2 separate regions of the Homo sapiens genome follow, and region 2 is linked to region 1. A link is a loop called in an ENCODE intact Hi-C map of the cell type or tissue named here. Cell type or tissue: CD14-positive monocyte. All regions are shown on one strand. Links, peaks and the distances in the headings refer to the core of each region. The heading gives the core; the rest is flanking DNA.

Evidence for each region. Hi-C counts contacts between places; a loop is a spot of excess contacts. Peaks named below come from ENCODE experiments on the same cell type or tissue, not always from the same donor. Only the 100,000 strongest peaks of a DNase experiment are listed, where the experiment ranks them.
Region 2: it touches region 1 in a loop (1.9-fold over the local background); 2 of 110 quality-filtered maps call a loop at or near these places.

Annotation. Positions count from the first base shown.
Region 1 is chr6:14,816,269-14,824,606 of GRCh38, forward strand. No RefSeq gene overlaps it. Among named protein-coding and RNA genes, the nearest start is that of JARID2-DT, 420 kb to the right of the region's middle. RefSeq lists a silencer at 2,770-3,064 and enhancers at 4,579-4,658, 5,806-6,307, 6,678-7,465, 8,253-8,338. In CD14-positive monocyte, for the core only: no CTCF peak of the experiment used is centred there; a DNase peak (open chromatin) is centred at 4,693.
Region 2 is chr6:14,769,857-14,778,194 of GRCh38, forward strand. No RefSeq gene overlaps it. Among named protein-coding and RNA genes, the nearest start is that of JARID2-DT, 470 kb to the right of the region's middle. In CD14-positive monocyte, for the core only: no CTCF peak of the experiment used is centred there; no DNase peak of the experiment used is centred there.

The DNA of each region.
Region 1 (8,338 bases), core at 172-8,171:
ATCCGGCCTAACCCAGACCAAGATAAATCCAATTAAACATCCACCGACACAAAAACCAGAGCTTGTGCGATACTGGGAGCGACTCACAGAGAGCCTGGGGGTGGGGGGAGCTGGAATTCTTGTGCAATGCTTTATACTCTGAGACGGGAACTCATAAGAGGTCTTTGGGCTCTGGCAGAACCTAAAGGAACAATTACGCCATAATTGAACATTGATAATTGAACATTGTTTATGATGTTCAATGTTCACTGATAATTGAGCATTGCTTATTGCTTTTCTGTGCAAGGAGTTCACAGCCCTTTACAGAAGGGACCTCCACCAGCCTCACCACACCTCTGTGCTCTCCACCAGCCAGACTGCGCTATCAGCCCACATTCCAACTCCAGAGCCAGTGAGTAAGGGGATTTGTTCAAGGTCACCCAGCAGATGGAGGCCGAGCCTTGGGTAACACTAACTCCTAACCTTCCATCTTATCGTTCATGGCACTGTTCATCTCAACCTGTGGGTTCCAGGGAAATCTCATAAAAGCAGTATTTTATGAGTATTCAAGGTCATCCCTTGTGGGACCCACCTGGAATTCTCAAGAGGATCTCACACAGGGGTTAAGAAAGAAAGATCGTATTTTTCCAAACCTAACAGCTTGTGTTTCTAACACCCCACCTTCTAGCTGCACAGAATAAACCAAGGCTGGATTCCTGGAGACAATGTGGACTGAATGCCACGTATAAGCCAGAGAGTTCTGTGCTCTGAAGGAAGATGACACTCAGCTTTCGGGTAACCCCAGATCTCAGGAATCAAGTCTCCAGTGAAGCACAGGTACCCTTTGCTCCCAAGAGCTCCTGGCTGCAGTTTGAGGCTTGCTTTGGAGATTAATGGTCTCCTCACTCGGCACTCTCCGCCTCATTTAGTAATCAGTGTATCCTGTGAAAACACAAACAAGTGAAGCTCCTGCTCTTAAGAGGTCAACCCAGGGAAGGGGAGATGAGGTCAGACTGCTCTCAGGCAGGGAAGTCAGGAGGACTTTTGCTCAGTCTTGGCACAGACGCTTCACATCCAGAACAGAACAGAGGGCCTCCATCAGGCAACCGTGAACTCTGACCCACCTGCCCTCAGCAAATGTGCCCGGTGTGACAAAGTAACTATGTCATAAGGTTTGAGAAACAAATGTGTTCTGTTTATGCCTCTCCTGGTAAGAGGACAGATGGAGTGGGAGGAAAGGGGCAGGAGGTGAGCACAGGTGTCTCCAGGTATACTTACCTGGAGGTTCCACCCTCTGCAGTTTTCTCCCCTCCGTCTCTATTATTTATTTTATCTCAAAGTCAGCCGGAAGCCAGAGCGTCTGGAGGATTTCACTTGGCTGCCATGAGACTGCCCGCGTACCCCCTCGCAGTTGCCCAGGACGTACAAGCACTGATAGTCACATGGCCTTTAAAAGGCACCTCCTGCATCTAGGGGCTTGCTTTTGCCTGGAGCCAAAGCCACTTTGATGATATAAAAACGCCCAGGAGGTCCTGTGGGTCAAGGTCTCAAATGGGATGGAAGAAAGAACAAGAAGAGATGCTGCAGTCCAAACGAGCAGACCATGAGGTGCACCGCGACCATCAGCCGCGGGGCTGCAGCAAGCTATTTATGGCCACCCCCCATCCCCACGTAGTCGCTTTAGTACCAGTCACGCTGCACAGGGGCCTTTCAGTCAATGAGGGACTGCATAAATGAAAGTGGTCCCATAGGATTCTAATATCATATTTTCACCTTTTCTATATTTAGATAAACAAGTACTTGCCACTGTGTTCCAGATGCCTACAGCATTCAGTATAGTAACCTGCTGTAAGGTTTGTAGCCTAGAGTGATAGGTACCATCTAGCCTGGGTATAGTAGGCTATGCCATCTAGGTTTGTGTAAGTTCACTCTGTGATGTTCTCACAATGCAGGAGGAAAGGGGCAGGAGGTGAGCACAGGTGTCTACAGGTGTACTTACCTGGCAATTCCACCTTCTATTGTCTGTAGCCTAGAAGCAATAGTCTATACCATCTAGCCTAGGTATAGTAGGTTATATCATCTACCTCGGTATAGTGGGCTATACTGTCTAGGTCTATGTAAGTAGACTCTATGATGTTTGCACATTGACAAGATCACCAAACAACACAATTCTCTGAATGCATCCCTGTTGTTAAGCAACGCACAACCGTACTTAACATGTGCCATATAATCAAAGCGGCCAAAGAGAACCAACCCTATTTTCACCATCTGCTGTTGTGAAATAAAACGGTCACCTGGAAACGTTTACAATATGATGACTAAATATGCATTCTGGGACCCTTTCTACAAAGAAATGGGACGGGAACCTCCCACTCGGCCCTTGCCCTCCCAGAGGCACATTGCCCAGGGATTCCTTTGTCTCCTTGGGGCCTTGCCAAGTCTGATGTGCCAGTCACCAATCTAGGCCAAGTTCACACTTATCTCTCCACTCCTACCGAGGTGAAAGGGCCCTGGTGAAGAAACAGTCAGGCACACAGCTCTGCTCCCAATCCAAGACACGTGTTCAGCAGAAAGCTCTCTGCTGTACTCTGGTCGCTTGACCCCTGCCCACCCCCAGCACCCTGCCCTGGGAGCTCCAGTGCTTTCTCCAAACCTGACACTTGCCTCCAGCTCCAGTCTGAGCTTCTCCCTCTGCTGACCATGCCCATCTTGTCATGGTTCCTCCCCAGAAGCACAGAAGACTTTCTCATCTCTCAGGACAGCCAGCCCTCCTCTTAGGCATTAGATCCCAAGGGACTTCCCTTCCATGACCATTCCTTCTCTGCATCTGTATCCCAGCCCTTGCTAGAGCCGTGGCCCTTCTGTTCTCTTCATTTCAGGCATGGGCATGGGGGGAAGGCCCTCTGAGCTGCTTCCCTCCTTCCTTCTCAGACAACCTTTGGCTCAAGTCATCTCTACCCATCCCTTTCCTCACACTCTTGCCTTCCTTACCCTCAGGCAATCCGGCCCACACCTCCTCGCATTCCTGGAGCTGCAAGCTCTCAATTGTCAGCAGTAATCTTTGGCCCCATCCAGTAATAATCTTTTCTCACTTTTCATTTCACAATTTGGTAACACCCATCAGCACCTCCACCCCTCGAATGTCACCAATTTTATTTCTATGGCATTGCCCTCATGGGTTTATTCCTACCTGGGTATTTCCCTTCTGCCTCCTTTACTGCTCCTCTTCTAAAAGCAGGAGCAGAATGATCCATCTCCAAGGCTCATATTAATCCTCAGCTTTGTATTTTTCTCTTCATTCTCCTGCTCTGAGATATCCCATTGATCCTCACTGCTGATAGAACAAAGTTCATTATCCCGGCCTTTAAGGCCATTATCATTGCACATGACCCTGCCAGCCAGCTCTACCTCCCACTTTTCCCTTCTACTCCAGCCAGGCTGCTTGTCTCCAGCCTGGACCACAGATGTGAATGTTTTTGTCAACTCCAAGGCTCTACCTGGGCCACGTCCCTTCTACTTCCCTCCTCTCTACTCAAATCCTACTCCCGTTCCAAAGTCTAGCTAAACTCTCATCTTTTCCCCACTTGAATTATTAATGCACAGAAAACAGAGAAGGTGTCTCATACTCTTGCATATCCCATCAGTTTATGGTATACATATGGAAGCCAAACGTATAAAAACTCGTTCAGCCAAACATACACAAACTCATTTAGTACATATCTACTTAATCTATGCATCCTTTTGTCTTGACCATCACAGCAACAAGCACAATGTGATACAATTCTGTTCAATTATTGCTTACTTTGCAAACATTGGTAATTATAGTGTCTATTGTCATACATTATGGTTTTTATCTCATCGATTTAGGTGTACGAATTTCATACTAAATAGACCCATTTGTTTCCTGCTACTTGTTGGCAGGGATTGGGGTAAAGTGTCACAGCTCGTAGCAGTGTTTCACACTTGGCCTGAAGCAAACGACTTACGCTGTGGTTTATCTGAGATGACATTAGGCGGGCTTTGCCTTTTTTTTTTTTTTTTTTTTTTTTGAGATGGAGTTTTGCTCTTATCGCCCAGGCTAGAGTGCAATGGCGTGATCTCGGCTAACTGCAACCTCGGCCTCCTGGGTTCAAGCAGTTCTCCAGCCTCAGCCTCCTGAGTAGCTGGGATTACAGGTGCCCGCCACCACACCCGGCTAATTTTCATAATTTTAGTAGAGATGGGGTTTTGCCATGTTGGCCAGGCTGGTCTGGAACTCCTGACCTCAAGTGATCTGCCCACCTCGGCCTCCCAGAGGACTGAGATTACAGGCATGAGCCACCACACCCGGGGTTATCTAGAGCTTTCCATTATGCATAGCTAAGCCTACTCTTACCTGTCACACCTATCCAAGAGTCAAAACTTATCATTCAGTTCATAACTTCTAGAAACTTCAAACCAAAATCCTGCCAATATCTGTGTATGCTGCTCTGCTCCAAAAGACCATGTATGTGCCAATTCCCGTCTTTGTAAATGAAATGAATCCACGGCTCTTTTTAACAGAACAGGTTAAAATTGTACTTTTGTCATTCCCCATCTCTATTCTTCTTTTGTGAGTTTCTCCATTCAGATGAACAGGAGGCTGAGCAGTGCCATGGAACCTGCAGGCAACGTGGAGTAAGAGAAGCCCAAGTTGACACTCATCTCTGCCCTTTGTCAGCCATGTGACCCTGAGTAAATGACATCTTGTGTTCAAAACGTGGGGTAATTTCCATTTTAATCATCAAAACCCCACTGGGAGCTGGGCACAGTGACTCACGCCTCTAATCCCAGCACTTTGGAAGGCTGAGGCGGGCAGATCACTTGAGGTCAGGAGTTTGAAAGCAGCCTGACCAACATAGTGAAACCCTGTCTCTACTAAAAATACAAAAATTAGCCAGGTGTGGTGGTGTGTGCCTGTAATCCCAGCTACTCGAGAGGCTGAGGCAGGAGACTCATTTGAACCCAGGAGGCAGAGGTTGCAGTGAGCCAAGATCACATCACTGCACCCCAGCCTGGGTGACAGAGTAAGACTCTATCTAAAACAAAACAAAACAAACAAACAAAAAACCCTGTTGGGGTTACTGTGAGAATTAAGTGATAGGAATATGTTTTCAAAAGCCTAGCCAGGGTCTGATGTGTGGTGGGGGTTCAATAAATGCTTAGGACATCTAAAATAAAAAGAATATTGAAGCAGAGCATTGTGGCTCATACCTGTAATCCCAGCACTTTGGGAGGCTGAGGTGGAAGGATCACTTGAGCCTGGGAGTTCAAGGCTGCAGTGAGCCATGATCGCACCATTGCACACTGGCCTGGGCAATAGAGTGAGACACTGTCTCAAAATTAAAAAAAAAAAAAGACCACAGAACATACACCTCCCAAGTGACTAATTTCTAATCAAATAATTAACAATTTCCTTTTTTAGGCAGAGAGAATTGTGCCCCTCACACATGTCAGGGTCTTTTGTACATCTGGATACTGAGGCTGTTAGCCTTGCAACCTGAGGGCCATGAGGTCCAGCTCTCTCATAGGCAGTAAAGACTCATGGAGAGCTCAAGACAAGAGCCATCATTTGGTACAAGTTCAAGAGTGTGGAAGATCACCTGCAAAGATGACCACCAATCATCCTCTCAACGTCGTGCACATGTGAGCGAGCATGCCATGCGAGAGACAGACTCGTTCCCCTCCACTTGCATCTCGCTTTGACCAGTAGAACACAGTAGAGTCTCATCGTGTGACTTACAGGTCTAGGTAAGAGGCCTTGCTAGTTCTCTTTTCTCTCTGAGAAACCAGCCACCAAGTAAAAAGCTTAGGCTAGATTACTTACCAAATGATGACAGAATGCCTGGAGACAGGTCACACGGAGGAGAACCAAGGTATCCCACTGACAGCCAACACTCGACCCCAGACCATGACAGACCCTCCCCCAGCCAACTCTCAGATCGACAAACAAGTGGCTCCAGCTCACAGCAGGAGAAGCAGAGCCTCCTACCTGATCACAGAAGTATGAGAAGTAACAAAGCATTGTTGTTTTAAGTCCCTAAGCTTGGGGATGGCTTGTTACACAGCTTGTTACACTGATACAAAAGAGAGTGTTACCCCCCATGGTTCTCAGACACAGGACACAGGATCCACCATGTCAATGCCTCCCTCCAGGAGACACCCAAGCCTCGACCACAATCAGGGAAGATGCCTACCTGTATTTTCAGCTTCTGCTTGAAGATGCTTACTTAGCCCTGGGTACCCATCCTCTTTGAGCTAACTGCTTTAGGCTCTCCTTTGAGCTTGTTTTTATTATTAGTTTCTATCTTGTATATTAACTTTAAAAGAGCAAAGAAGAAATAACTTGCAGGGAAGAGCCATGAAGATAACCCAAGCCCGAACAGAGGAGCCTGGATGGATTTCCTCACCATTAATTGGCTCTGCCAATTCACTATAGTTAAATTCCCATTTTCCACTCCTAAGTGAATTTCTTATTACTAAACTCTGTAGTAAAAATAATAATAGCTCACATTTATTGCATTCTTAACATGTGTAAGGCACTGTGCCAAGCGTTTCAGAAGTATGGTTTCATTTAATTTTTTAAACAACTAAATGAAGCACATCCGATTCATTCATTTATCAAATATTAATCAGCCGGGCACCGTTCCAGGTACTGAAGATACATAAATAAACAACATTGACAGAGACCCTGCTCTCGTGGCGCTTGCATTCCATGTTGGAGACAGGCAGGAAATGCATAGTGTGTAGGAAGGTGAGAAATTCAAACGACAGAAGACATACAGGAGAATAAGAGCCTTCCAAATCAGGTGACATTTGAGCAGGGAGTGAGGGTGTCAGCCTTGGGGATGGATATATGGGAAGAACACTCCAGGCAAGTACCATTTCCTGAGCCAGGAACACTCTTACTGTGTTCTAGGAGCAGCAAAGAGGTCCAAATGGCTGGATCAAGAATGTTTAGTGGTGAGGCCAGACAGGTACCAAGGAGCCGGATTAAGGAGGGCCCCCTATGCCACGGTAAGGACTCTGGCTTTATTCAGAATGAGCTGGGAAGGCACGGGAGACTTTCCATCTCACCTTTTTAAAAAATTACTCTGGGCCAGTGGCGGTGGCTCATGCCTGTACTTCCAGCACTTTGGGAGGCCAAGACTGTTGATTGCTTGAGCTCAGGAGTTTGAGACCAGCCTGGGCAACATGGTGAGACCCCATCTCTATAAAAAATACAAAAAAAAATTAGCCGGGCTTGGTGGCGCATGCCTGTGGTCCCAGCTACTGGGGAGGCTGAGGCGGGAGGATTGCTTGAGCCCAGGAGGTTGAGGCCACGGTGAGCCGAGATCGAGCCACTGCACTCCAGCTTGGGTGACAGAGTGAGAGACTGTCTCAAAAATAAATAAATAAATAAAAATAAAATCACTCCGGCTACTGTATAGCGGGGAAGGGAGACCTCTTCAGAGACTAATGCAATAATCAAAGTGAAATACAAGGGTGACTTGGACCAACGTGGTAGCCCAGGAAGTAGGGAGAAGCTGCAAACTTCCTGAAATCTCTGGAAGGCAGGGCTGCCCAGATTTGCGGTGTTTGGGATATGGAGGTAGGAGAGAGAGAGAGCTCTATTGTGTTAGCATCTTTATGCCCGTTTTACAAATTTGTAAGTGAAAGGCAGAGTAACTTGCCCAAGAGGATACAGCCAATAAATGCAGAGCCACATCTCAAATCAGGATTGGTTTGATCCAAGAGCTCATCCTCTTCCCCACACTGCCCTACTGCCTCATGTTTAAAACCCCTAAGCCGCCTAAGTTGGAAATTCCATGGGTCAAACTGTCCCAATTCTACTCTGCCCTCTCCACACATAAGATAGAAATAAGCCAAATCCCTGTGTCATTCAGCAGATTGCTGAAGTAGTGCCATGCCCCTGTGACTTGAATGACCTCTCCTCTGCACGGGAAATACAAGACCCAAAGCCATACTGAGGGATGCGGACAAGCGCTTGGCCCAGCCACAGCAGGCTGCACCAATTACCAGGGATTGCCTAAAATCTGGGCAAAGGCTTTTCTCTCTGGCTAGGCTGCCAAACAATTCCTCGTATCTGATTACCTAAAGAGAGCAGAATAACAATTCATAAAACCATCACAGAGGAGACTTAAGAAACAGCTCGTTTTTAAGTGTTAAAGTGGCCTTATCATAACCTGCCACTCAGTAATATTAAATTTGATATTGGAAATGAAGTTTTCCACTAACAATTTCCACGAATGGAAGAGCTCTGATTCTCTTATTCTGCCTGGAATTTTTCTTGCTGGGGAGCTTTCGCAATGTGATGCAGCAGTAATACAAGTGTGTGTGC
Region 2 (8,338 bases), core at 223-8,222, 46 kb before region 1:
ATTAGTGTCTTTAAAAAAGAGGCTGTAGAGAAACTGCTTCCCCCTCATGTGAGGACGCAATAAGACACCATCTTTGAAGCAGAAAGTAGCCCTCACCAGACACTGAATCTGTTGACACCTTGATCTTGGACTTCCCAGCCTGCAGAACTATAAGCAGTACATTTCTGTTGTTTATAAATTACCCAAGCTCAGGTATTTTGTTACAGCAGCCAAAACAGACTAGGACAGTACCCTTATAAGAAAAGGAAGGCAGAAATCTCCCCCTCTTTCCACGAGCACACACCAACAAAAGGCCATGTGAACACACAGTGAGAAGGCAGCTGTCTACAAACCAGGAAGAGAGCCCCCACCAGAACCCCACCATGCTGGCACCTTGATCTCAGACTTCCAGTCTCCAAAACTGGGAGAGATAAATTTCTGTGGTTTAAACCACCCCATCTGTGGTACTTTGTTAGGGCAGCCTGCACTGACTGAGACACAGGGTAAACCCCTATTTAACTCCATCCTTCCCCTCAAGGCGAGCAAGCTTGTCCCTCAGGTCACCTTCCTCCCGCTGCTAAAAATAATCCCACCTTAGCCAGGCCCAAGTGATCTTCACTTCTTTCCTTCCTTCCTTCCTTCTACAGATCATGGGACTAAGCTTCTGACTTCTGGAAGTCAGGGAGAAGATACAGAAACCAAACCTATGTTTCTGCACACACCGGGCATGGGACATCCTCTCTTTCAAAGACCAACTAGAAAAATCTGACGGCTCCAGGATGGTTTGCACCAACATCATTCCAGGGAGAGGTGTTCTGTCTGCTTCTTTCCAACTGTGATTGGCCTTGTCCAACATTCTCTCTCCAACATGCGCGCTGTGTCTGGTTTTTATAAATATCCTCCGGAAGGAGGTGAAAAGGTCATCCTGACTCACATCAGCAAAAGTAAGAGGGCATTGGTGGAGCTTGTCTCCATCAATGATATATTTTAGAAATCTCCTAGCAACAACAAGCCTCTTTGTTATTGAAATGTTTTTGAAACATGAAGACACAAAAAATACACAAAGTCTGGGTACACCCAGACACCCAAAACTCTTGCACTCGGCAACGCAGTTATATTTTGCTGAAGTTAATGTGGTAAGGGTCAGGAGGGCAGACAGGACAGGGGCCAAACAGAGGTGCAATTTCCACACAAACTTCACCTCTGCCTGTCCCTAAATACCCCATTTCCACTCCACCTGGAGATTTCAGCTGTGAACTATGCAAGGGTGAGAAGGTTTGGTTTTCCCAAGCTTTGCCAAGGTCAAAAGCATTATGAAGAACGTTACTGTAATTAAACATCATGAAAGCATCATGGAGGATGCTGTTGTAATTAAACCAACAGTTCTCATCTCCCCCACATGCTGCAGTGGAACCTAAGTGTATTTATAAAAAAAAAAAAAAAAAAAAAAAAAAGCTGGGGGAGTTGTGTAAAGGAGGAGGTTCAGAAAAGAGAGGAGAATTCCGGAGGAGAGTTAAGTACTAAGGAATGGGGGTGGGTGTAGCCCAGTCCAGCGGCCCTCCAAGGAAAGAAAGGAGCAGGCTTTCTGAAGAGATGGGGAGCCTGGGGGAAAGATAAAAAAGAAAAAAACAAAAAAAAAACAAAAACAGTAGATTGGATCATCAGATGTTTCCTGAATGTACTCAGGAGGAGACCAAAGAGAAGGTGTAATTTCACATAGGCAGGAACATTTGCTGCATTCTTCCAGACAGAACCCAAGGGACACGGGGCCCCATGGGCTATGTCCTGCTGTCCACACAGGCTTTAAGAGTGTCCAGACAGGACATTCAGAGATGGCATTTCTCAGGTCAGAACCACTAAGAATTGCTGTTGTGTTGTGTAACAAGAAAGGTGAAAACAGGGCAAAGAATTCGGCCGGGCGCGGTGGTTCACGCATGTAATCCCAGCACTTTGGGAGGCCGAGGCGGGCGGATCACCTGAGGTCCGGAGTTTGAGATCAGCCTGATCAACATGCAGAAACCCCGTCCCTACTACAAATACAAAATTAGCCGGGCGTGGTAGCTACACGCCTGTAATCCCAGCTACTTGGGAGGCTGAGGCAGGAGAATCGCTTGAACCCGGGAGGCGGAGGTTGCGGTGAGCTGAGATCGCGCCATTGCACTCCAGCCTGGGCAACAGAATGAAACTCTGTCTCAAAAAAAAAAAAAAAAAAAATTCAAGGGCACAGACTGCGCCCTGCTGGCTCTACACCTATAGCATCTCGTCCTGCCCTTCCCGAGTCTGTGGCTCTTGGGAGTCTCATTCCCTCCTTTCCAGGGTGTGCTTCCCCCGTGGGTGGTCTCACGATGCAGTGTACACCCCGCATCGCGGAGTCCTCCAGTAGCTTCCCCTGTCCAGTCTCCTCCACCTTCTGCTTCCGCTCAAGACCTTCAGGAGTTCATACTTCCTGCCCTCTTCCCCATTCTAATTTTTTAAACCATGCTATGCAAACTATGCAAGGTCCCTTGTTTCTGCCTCAAAGACACGCCCCAGTTAAACATGGAGAGCACTCAGGGAATTCACTCTGCCTGCCTTTTGTGCCTGGAGTGAGTTATCCTCTGCTACTGTCCTAACCCATGGTAAATCCACCCACTAATCCGTGGAGAGGCTGGTGCCTACCTGCTTCCCTTATCCCAGACCCATCTCTTTGCCTCCGAAGATGACTTACTGGCCAGTTAGTTACACCATTCTTTAACATTCTTTAACCTTAGACATGGAGAGCATTGGTGGATATAATTACACTTGATAGTTCTTGCCACAATATCGTCTTTGGTCCTTATGGGGGCCCTTTTCTTGTCTATTTGTTTTATCTATCCCCTTTGTTCCCATTTATAATCCTCATTAACTGCCCCCCCCACAAGTAATTATTCTAATGTATTTAACGTCCATCTTTTTGTATGTTTTCTTACGTAATGTTTATTGCTCTTTGGTGTATGTGTATTTTTAGTTTGTGGAAATGATTTATGTTGCACATTTTTTCTGTTTTTTAATCAGCATTATGTTTTTTAAGAAAATCCACATTGCTATTGTATATTGAACCCATTGCTTCTTGTTACTGCAGAGTATTTCCATAGATGATGTATATCTACCATGTTTCACTTAGGAACTCTCCTGGTACTGCAACTCTCCATCAACATAATAATATATCAACATATTAATATGAACATCCTTATATGTTTCTCCCTACAGACCAGCGTGAAAACTCTTTGGGATATGCATCTAGTTATGAAATAGCGGGGTCACAGTTTATGCAGGTATTTAATTTACCTGAGTAGTACCAGATTACTCATGAAAATGGCTACATGTCAGTACTAGACTCTTACCCACAGTGCATGAGGAGCCCTAGATAAGACAAACCCCTTTCTCCACCGTCAATTGACACTACCCCGCTTTCTAATTGTTTCCTGTCTAAATTGGTATAAAGTGAATTCTAATTTGCATTTCTCTGGTTATTCCTATATATAAGCATTCCTTTATATTTATTGTCTTTTGGATTCTCTTTTTTCTAAAATGCCTGTTCATACCTTTTGTTCATTTTTCTATTAGAGCTACTTTTCAGGCTTTCTTTGAATATTCTACTTACTAACCCTTTGTCAGATTTAAACATTGCAAATAATCTTCTTCCACTCTGACATTTCTCTATGAATTTTGTCTATAATATCCTTCCATGAAATAAAATTCTTAATTATGATGTAAACAAATTTATCAATTTTTTTGCCTTCTGGTTTGTACTTCTGGAATTTTATTTAAGAAGTCCTTTCTTACCTTTCTGCTGAAGACATTCTCCTAATATTTTCTTTTATTAACTTTATAGCTTTAGTTCTTACCATCAGCAGACCTGTTCTCTAGAGTAAGCTTTTGATCTATCTGGAGGTAGAGTCTACTTTTGCATGCTGTGTAAGGTGGGGATCTCATTTTTACCTTTTCTGTGCAGAGCTTTTCTGGCAGTCATTCAAGCAATTTCCCAGTAATGTGTGGTGTCTCATCATTGTTTCTAATATGCTTGGGTCTGTCTTTGAGCTTCCTATCGTGTTCCATTGGTCTATATATATGTTAATGCATATGATTTGTATTACTATGGCTTTGTTGCAAGTTTTAATATCTCGATAAATTCCCCTTTTATTTTTGTTTTCTTTTTAAAATTGACTTACCAACCGGGCGCAGTGGCTCACGCCTGTAATCCCAGCACTTTGGGAGGCCGAGGCGGGCGGATCACCTGAGGTCGGGAGTTCGAGACCTGCCTTGACCAACATGGAGAAACCCCGTCTCTACTAAAAACACAAAAATTAGCCAGGCGTGGTGGCGCATGCCTGTAATCCCAGCTACTCAAGAGGTTTAGGCAAGAGAATCGCTTGAACCCGGGAGGCGGAGGTTGCGGTGAGCCAAGATCACGCCATTGCATTCCAGCCTGGGCAACAAAAGCGAAACTCCGTTTCAAAACAAACAAACAGAAAATTGACTTACCTATTTGTCAATCTTTATTCCTTCCAAAATTTCTGTAGTTCTTGGGGAAAAAAAATCCAACTAGAATTTTGATTTGAGAGTGCATTGAGATGATAAACTAATTTGGGAAGAGCTGCAATCTTTATAACATTGAATTATTCATCCAAGGACACAATATTTATTGATATCATGTTCTATGCCTCCTATAAAAGTTTTAAAATATTTTTCCAGAGAAGTCCGATATAATCTTGATCAAAGAAATTCCTAAATATTATATAGTTTTTGTTACTATTAGGGAAGTTATTTTTTATTATATATTCTGGATAATTTTATTGTAAAAAGAGCAGTATGGCAGAGCAGGAACTGAAATTTTCATTTTGTCTAAGTTAATTATTCCTTCCCGCTAACAAGAGAAGAAGGTCTTCCTGAGCTGAGCTCTGCCAGGAGAAGAAAAGTTGACTTTTCTCCCTGCCTTTCCCCTTCCTTCAGTCAGTGATCCCCACCTAACCTTCAATGTTTAAAACCATTCCTGGCCGGGCGCGGTGACTCACGGCTGTAATCCCAGCACTTTCGGAGGCCGAGACAGGCGGATCACCTGAGGTCGTGAGTTCGAAACCAGCCTGACCAACATGGAGAAACCCCCATCTCTACTAAAAATACAAAAAATTAGCCAGGCATGGTGGTGCATGCCTGTAATCCCAGCTACTCGGGAGGCTGAGGCAGGAGAATCGCTTGAACCTGGGAGGCAGAAGTTGCAATGAGCAAGATCACGCCATTGCACTCCAGCCTGGGCAACAAGAGTGAGACTCCGTCTCAAAAACAAACACAAAAACAAAACAAAACAACAACATAAAACCATTCCTGATTGAGAACCGTTAGGTTAGAAACATAACATCAAACTGTAAAATTTACAGTGACATTCAGCTGGATTTTAAAAACCAACTCCTTCATTCATATTTCTCACTCTCACTTCGATTTCCCCCCTTTTATTCCATAGTCCTTTTTACTAAGTCTCAGTGCATGGAGTACCCTCTCCTTCCCTCTGCAAATTCCACCCCTCTTAACCAGGAAAGGAGTTCTGCACCTTGGATTCCCACTTGCTTCTTACAAATGCCTCAACTTTGGTGGGACTGAGTGGAGGTTTGAGGCATGAGCAGAGTAGGGATGAGCTCCAGTTCTGTAAATGAAAACAACATTGGGTGCCCAATTCCAATTTAATATCTTAATTTACTCTAAGAGCACTCTGGCTAACTCCCAACTGGTTTATTTGGAAATTGCAAAGAACACCTTGCCAAGTCAAGCATTAATTTCCCTTGGAAACACCACAATGTAATCTCATGTGAAGAAAGAATATCCCTAGAGTCTCTGTGACTTTGACCATCCCCCTTCATGAGCTGTGGCATGATAGTATGACGGAGCTGTTTACTCTTTCCTGGGCCTGATACAACCTGTGACAGTCATCACACTAGCTATAAGTGACTCTCTTTCTGCCATCTCCAGCTCTCATTAAGTTTTTTTCTGGTTTGTTTTGTATAGATGCCAGAGTCTTTGAATAGATAGGGTGAGTGTGAAGAAGCAAGGACAGTTTATCCTACCAGAATCCCTTTCCTGACCCTTGGATCACAATTGAAACTTGTGATTGTCTTAGTCCATTTTCTGCTGCTATAAAAATATACCACAAACTGCATAATTTACAAAGAAAATAGATTTATTTCTCAGAGTTCTTAAGACTGGTAAGTCCAAGAGCATGGTGCTGACATCTGGTAGGGATCATTCTATTGTGAAAAGCATCACATGATGAACAAGCATATGAGATGGGAGAGAGGAAATCAGGCCAAGCTCATCCTTTTCTCGGGAGCCACTCCCACAATAACTAACCCAGTCTTATGATACCTGCACCAACCCACTGATGAAGACAGAGCCCTCATGAGCGAATCACCTCTTAGAGACCTCACCTCCCAATAATGTTACATTGACAACTAAATTTCAACAAGAGTTTTGACAGGGACATTCAAACCACAGCAGTGATCCAAACCTTTCTTTCTCCGTGCCAGTCCAAGATCAACCTAAAAAAAGACTACCTGTCCTGTAGATACATTTCGTTGGGTTTAGAGAGCTGGTGGTGGGAGTACAAACCACTGCACAGTCCGAGTTATCAAAATGAGGTTTAGTTGTAGGGGAAGTGGATTGTTGACAGTCTTATCAAATTCCCAGGCATTTGCCTGTAAAATGAGATCACTCTAAACCTGGAGAACATTTCACTTGCAGAAGACATTACTCCCCCATTCATTTGTAACTATTTTGTGTCCTGTGCCTTCTATTGGAACTTTTCTCCCTGCCTTTCCCCTTCCTTCAATCAGTGATTCCCACCTAACCTGCAATATTCAAAACCATTCCTGATTGAGAACCACTGTTAGAAACACAACATCAAACTGTAAAATTTACAGTGACATTCAGCTGGATTTTAAAAACCAACTCCTTCAGGGCCCTTTCTATGTCCCTGTTTTCACAACAGAATTTATCACTTTCTTCCCTAAATCTCTGTGTGGTGTTCCTGGGCAAACACATCCATCATACCCAATTAGGCAAAAACAGACAAGAAAATCCAATTCTCTCCTCTTTCCTTCCTCCTTTATACTGAACTGCGACTAAAAGCAGCACTCACTATTAGTGATACTAATTTGGTACTTAATTATCCTCAGGCTTCTGTCTTCCCCTAAATCTGTTCACCCTTTACCTCTGCACTTTGTCACCAATAACTGACTAGAAGCTCCATATGAAAGACCCGTACCTGGGCCAGGCGCAGCGGCTCACGCCTGTAATCCCAGCACTTTGGGAGGCCGAGGCAGGTGGATCACCTGAGGTCGGGAGTTCGAGACCAGCCTGACCAACATGGAGAAACCCCATCTCTACTAAAAATACAAAATTAGCCGGGCATGGCGGTGCATGCCTGTAATCCCAGCTACTCAGAAGGCTGAGGCAGGGGAATCACTTGAACCTGGAGGCGGAGGTTGCGGTGAGCCGAGATCGTGCCACTGCACTCCAGCCTGGGCAACAAGGGCAAAATTCCGTCTAAAAAAAAAAAAAAAAAAGAAAAAAAGAAAGACTCATACCTGCTCGATTCCTCCTGGTCTCTCCCGACACAGTGGTACAGACTTAATAGCTCTCAGTACCTATTGGGGTGAACTAACTAGCTGACTCCACTTCTGACACTTCCATACAGATCTGGGGAGTGACGGCAAACCTCCACTTCAAACCTGGTTTCTTGAGCAAGCCATTTTATTTATGGACAGGACACCAGGGGCACAGTGAGTGTTTACATGTGTATTTTAAGTCAGCATGACTGTGCGATTCCTGTATCTCCTGGGTGTTGCCTTTTCTCTTTAAAGACGGCATTCCTGCTTCACATTTTACTGTCACGTAAGACATACTCTAGCCTCTATAATGGGTGCCGAGAAGTGGATATTGTAGCCCCAAGGGTTTTTAAGCCCCCTGATGAACACATCATTACGCATTCACAACGGTAAAGTGCATTGTTAGGTTTTCAGCAGCCTGCAAGAGAGACCCTGCTGAGCAGGATGGAGAAAGTTGCGGCAATTAATTGGTAGAGTTGAATTGTTAACATTCTCTCAGTGTTCCCAGCACAGGGCTCTTGACTGGCTTGCTGGAGAAAATAACTGGGGGTGGGAGAGAATGAAGGGTGGAGTAGAGGAGAAACAAACTCTCATTAAAACCCCAATCAAGCCATTTTAGCACTTTTTTTTTTTCCACAAGGCATTTCCTTTGAATCTAGAATGCTATACTTGTTGAACGCTATTATCATAACAAATCGCTGCTCTTTCCTAAAACTTGAAATTATTTGCTTTCCTTGGGAGAT